2 separate regions of the Homo sapiens genome follow, and region 1 is linked to region 2. Evidence: chromatin contacts called from ENCODE Hi-C data. All regions are on one chromosome and are shown on one strand. The core of a region is the stretch at or near the end of the contact, and the rest is flanking DNA. Distances in the headings are between cores, read along the strand shown. Region 1 holds the start of OR8K5 (olfactory receptor family 8 subfamily K member 5). Region 2 holds the start of TRIM51 (tripartite motif-containing 51).

Region 1 (2,883 bases), core at 41-2,540, 280 kb before region 2:
TTCACTATCTGTATCAGGGACGTTCCACTTTCTTTTATTGACTTCCCGTGTATTTTTTAAATAAAGGGAGAAGTACTTTTCATTGAAATAGTTTTAATTACAGTATTATATCTCCATGAATACTCCACTGTACAATTCCAGAAAAAAAGTCATTCACTAATATATGATGTCCTAAATTCTCAAATTATTTAAATGATTTATAGAACCTACCATCTTCACAGTGTTTTATTACAGAAAATAAAGTACATATAATTAAATAGTCATCACTGAATATTGATTTAAATCATGTTTTTGCAGAAGTGGATCCAGATTATGTGTCTTGAAGCTTAGAAGAATTTGACTTTTTAGATAAAATTACACATACAAGTTGAAAGATAAATGGGAATATTTATTTAGAATAGAAAATTAGCTTTAAATTGTAATTAGTAAACAAACCCATGGCCACAAACTATATAAAATTTATTAATATAGTATGTTAATTAATCAAATGCCAAATGCATCTCAGCATACAGGTGGCAAGAGTATCCTTAGAAGACATTCTTAAGTCAGAATAGGTAGTATTATTCAGTGATAAATATCATAGTGTCTGAATGATATAAACATATCCATTGAACATCAAATAAACTATTATTAACTCAATCCTTCTTTAGCTAGATCCCACAATGCTTGCAGAAATGTCAAGTCACTATGATATTAGTTGAAGTGTGATATACTAGAAGTTGGAATGAAAACAGAAAGCAGCCTTAATTGATCATGATTATTATATCTTACATTTGAAATTTTACAAAGATATATCATTTTTGCGTGCATTCGTAAGTCCCCACACAAGACCCTGGAAGTGCAAATGAGGGACCCCAAATCTTAACCTTCATTATCTTATTGCCATCTCTACCTCTGTCTTTGAGAATATCAAAATTACAGAAAAGTTTTACAACAAAAGTGGAAGTGAACAAAAGAAAATCATGATACCATTGTGCAGATGAAAAGAGCATAATCTTTTTGTAATAATACCTATATGGCTGTGTTATTAACCGATATACTTCAAATATTGATGAAACTATTTAATCTATGTTGTTTCAGTGCATGTATTTTACATGAATTCCTCTTTTAGGAAAGTAGAAAATTTTGCTTTATATTTCATTTCTGAATCAAATGTAGAAATAATGTTTCTATTATCTATTGTGAATAACAATCTATTCTGTCTACAAATATTATAATTTGTTTAAATAGCACTACATGGAACAGCTAATAACCCAACTGTTTCTTCCTAGAAGAGATAACTGGACTAAATGGGCCAACACAATCTAACAGTGCTAACTGAATTCATTCTGATGGAACTCACAAGGCGGCCTGAGCTGCAGATTCCCCTTTTTGGAGTCTTCCTCGTCATCTACCTAATCACAGTGGTGGGCAACCTAACTATGATCATTTTGACCAAACTGGACTCCCACTTACATACACCTATGTACTTTTCTATCAGACATTTGGCTTTTGTTGATCTTGGTAATTCTACTGTCATTTGTCCCAAGGTGCTGGCAAATTTTGTTGTGGATCGAAATACTATTTCCTATTATGCATGTGCTGCACAGCTGGCATTCTTCCTTATGTTCATTATCAGTGAATTTTTCATCCTGTCAGCCATGGCCTATGACCGCTATGTGGCCATTTGTAACCCTCTGCTCTATTATGTTATTATGTCTCAGCGACTGTGTCATGTACTGGTGGGCATTCAATATCTCTACAGCACATTTCAGGCTCTGATGTTCACTATTAAGATTTTTACATTGACCTTCTGTGGCTCTAATGTCATCAGTCATTTTTACTGTGATGATGTTCCTTTGCTACCTATGCTTTGCTCAAATGCACAGGAAATAGAATTGTTGAGCATACTATTTTCTGTATTTAATTTGATCTCCTCCTTTCTGATAGTCTTAGTGTCCTACATGTTGATTTTGTTAGCTATATGTCAAATGCATTCTGCAGAGGGCAGGAAAAAGGCTTTCTCCACATGTGGTTCCCATTTGACAGTGGTGGTTGTGTTCTATGGGTCTCTACTCTTCATGTACATGCAGCCCAATTCCACTCACTTCTTTGATACTGATAAAATGGCTTCTGTGTTTTACACTTTAGTAATCCCCATGCTTAACCCTTTGATTTACAGCTTAAGAAACGAAGAGGTGAAAAATGCCTTCTATAAGCTCTTTGAGAATTGATGTCAACTTTGTGTTTAATAATCAATTTGTAATATTGTTATAATAAATATATAATATAGATTAATGTCACTTGATAATTTTTCATGTGTATATAAATTTTCCAATTTTCAAATTTTTTTAATTGTTTTTTATTTCAATAATTTTTGGGAAGTAGGAGGTTTCTGGTTATGTGAATAAGTTCATTGGGGTAATTTCTGAGGTTTTGGTGCACTCATCACCTGAGCAGTGTACACTGTACTCAATGTGTAGCCTTTTATCCCTCGCCCACACTGCACACTTTTCCCTGTGTCCCCAAAATACATTATGTCATTCTTACCTATTTGTATCCTCATAGTTTAGCTCCCACTTATAAGTGAGAACATATGATATTTGGTTTTCCATTCCTGAGTTACTTCACTTAGAATAAAGGTCTCCAGCTCCATCCAGGTTGCTGTGAATGCCATTATTTTGTTCCTTTTTATAAGTGAGTAGTATTCCATCATATATATATATACATATATATATATATACACACACACACACATATATATAGATAAAGAAAACGTGATATCTATATATATCATTTGATATATATATGGTATATATAAAGAAAATGTGATATGTATATCATATTCTGGTTATATGAGTCCACTTTTTGTCATATATATATCACATTTTCTTTATATATATC
Region 2 (3,024 bases), core at 431-2,930:
ACCGAGAAGCCGGCTCTTTAAAACAAAAACAACCCCAGAACAAACCAACCGACCAGATTAAAAAAAAAAAGACAGCAATTAAACCAGTCTAGGATCACTAGGAGATAAAATAAATAATGAAAAATGTTGGGTTTATTTTTCTTATGGCTTAAATTAACTTCTTCTTTGGGCTACTCAAACTATGAACTGACATATAGTCAGTTTTTTAAAAACTGAAATATATATCATTATATTACTATGGTATTATGGTTAATTATAGGTGTTGACTTGACTGGATTAAATAATACATGGAGAATTGGTAAAGCATGATTTCTGGGTGAGTCTGTGAAGGTGTTTCCGGAGAGTCATGTAAGTTGGTGAGCTGAGTGGGCAACAGCAGCCCTCAGTGTGGGTGGACACTATCCAATCAGCTGGTAGCTCAGACTGAAGATAAAGGGCAGAGACAAGGCAGTTTCCTCTCTTTCTCCTGAAGCTGATTCTAACTCAGCCAGGATATTGGTATCTCCAGGACACTACCTTAATGACAGCCTATGTTCAACTTCTCAGACTCCATAATCAAGGGAACAAATTCCCCTAGTGGACTTCCTCTCCTGTACAGTGTCATGTGTAGAGTGAGGACAGATATATGATCTGAGGGACGCGTTAGACAGTCTCGTTATTGTTTGAACATCATAGGGTATACTTACACAAACCACACCTATGGTATACAGTATAGCATATTGTTCCTAGGCTACAAACCTGTATGGTATACGATAGGCAATTGTACCACAATTGTAAGTATTTTTGGTATGTGTATATATATATATATATATATATATAGTTATAGTTATGTACACATCCTATGGTTCTGTGTCTCTGGAGAACCCTGACCAATACAAACTGTAATCTTTGCCTTGGCAGTTTGAAGTCCTTTACCTTACTCTCTTTTACTAAACACTGCTGAATTTAAGTGCCAAGAGTGAAAATTTAAGAATTGCAAATATTTTTCAGAGGCCATCTGAGCCATTTCAAGGAATTTTTCACAGTTTCATCTGAGGTAAACCTCAATTAAAATGACAGCTAGTATCAAGTATCAAATCATTCCTTATACAGTTATCTGCTAAACAATCGTGTTTTGATTTCTAAGCTAGGGTATTTTGGAGAGCATTCTTATTTCCTTTAGTATCACCATTTTTAACTCATCATTGCCTCAGTAACTTAAAATCATGTCTAAAAGCTTAAGGTTATGAAAGCACAACATTTACAGTATTCAATAATTATCCTTTTTTACTTAATTAAGTGTACCAATATTAGTACATGCAGTACACATATATATGTTTTAATATGAATTCCATATACCCATGATGCATACAAATCTATTGCAGCAAACACTAGATATCTAAAATTTTTCAAAAATATATCAAACACTTTTGGAACACACAAAATGACAACAATAACCTCATGTCATAACCTCATGTCATAAAATGAATAGCAATAATATGAGTTACAAATAAGATCATTCGGTAAGTTTAGACAGTTAGATATTTTTATCACTGTAATTTACTATTTTAAAGGAAGAGAGAAATAATTTTCTCCATAGAAGTTGCACTCACCCCAAGGTTCTATGAATGTTTCCTGCAGTAATTCTTCCAAGAAAAAATTCTTTTAAGTACTCCCCAAGATCAGGAGCTCATTCCCTGCAGAGTTGACTTTCAGAGGTCATCACTTGAATGCAGTTAACTCTAAGTGCTGTCCTCCTCTGGAGAAATATGAGCTTGTCTCTTCTACATCCATTTAGGTGAATCTTTGAAGACCACAACCACCTATTTAGTGATATTTAGGGTATTAAGAAAGGTGGAGACAGAGATGATTAGGTTTATGCAATATTTAGTACACGCCTTTTCATCACTGATTAAATTAGCATCACACTATCATTGTAAAAACCACTGCCTGAATGAGGCATATCTATCATCAATCTTATCAGAGTAAACATATGCTAGAAATTAACTAAGTTGATTAAACTGTTTCTTGAGTTTCTTCCCAAGGCACAAGCATTCCTCTAAGTGCACATTTATTTATTTATACCAAAGAAAGTTTCACCCTCTGGAGTGCAGTGGCACAGTCTTAGCTCACCGCAGCCTTGAATTCCAGGGCTCAAGTAATCCTCCCACTTCAGCTTTCAAAGTAAAAAAGACTAGAGGTTTATGCCATTGCACCTAGCTAATTTTTCATTTATTCATCAAAAATATTTTTAAAATTCTTAGGTGATTACATGTGTTACAGTGACCATCCGGATTAGAATTAGATTAGGTTTAAAATGATGAAAGAATCTGGGAGAGGGGGCAGAGTGTTGGTTGTTAATTAGCACATGGATCAAAGGAGATTACTGATGTGTTTAGAAGCCACAACATTGACAGAATAAAAGCCGGAACTAACAATCCAATGGTAAATCTCTTTACTGTGGTATTTGCTGCCATTTCTGCTCCATAAGACACACCTTAACCACTTTGTCATGGTATCTGCAGTATTCTATTTTAGTCTAAATAGCATTTTCTCTCAAATGCATTCTATTTCTCTCTCCTTCATCTTCCCTCCCTTCTTTCTTCCAGCTGTATTTTTTCACTGGAGAACATTAGTAGAATGTTCTCCCAAATTTCAGATTTCAGATACGCATCTGTAAAATAATCTTATGGAGACACATTTTAATTGCTACTGAATACTTGGTTGTTTTCATAAGTTCGCAGCATTACTACTGCCTCCAAAAAACGGTTTCCCATTTCCACAGCTAATCTCATCATTGACTCTGCCATCCAAGTTTATTCTGTGCCACTCTGGAAGAATCTGGAAAAATACTTAAAATACATTTTAAGTATTCATCATGCACATGTATTGCATTTTATTTTATATATGTTCAGGTGAATATCTTTCTCCACTAATTGTTTGCATTTCAATTCTTGTATCATGTTTTTTGAAACACAGAAGTCCTCATTAATATAAACCTACTAATTTTTTTAATTGTTAATTTTTGTCCTGGTTAAGAAATCC

What was found. Hi-C counts contacts between places; a loop is a spot of excess contacts on that map.
Region 1: a map of sciatic nerve shows a loop between it and region 2 (27-fold over the local background). The contact joins the promoter of OR8K5 here to the promoter of TRIM51 in region 2. A Hi-C loop is called at or near these places in 1 of 168 maps with a recorded cell type or tissue (sciatic nerve).

Annotation. Positions count from the first base shown.
Region 1 is chr11:56,158,724-56,161,606 of GRCh38, reverse strand. OR8K5 (olfactory receptor family 8 subfamily K member 5) reads left to right here and starts at 1,290. Exons shown (of 1, transcript NM_001004058.2): 1 at 1,290-2,213. The coding sequence starts at 1,290. The coding sequence ends at 2,213.
Region 2 is chr11:55,881,953-55,884,976 of GRCh38, reverse strand. TRIM51 (tripartite motif-containing 51) reads right to left here and starts at 1,680. Exons shown (of 7, transcript NM_032681.4): 1 at 1,593-1,680.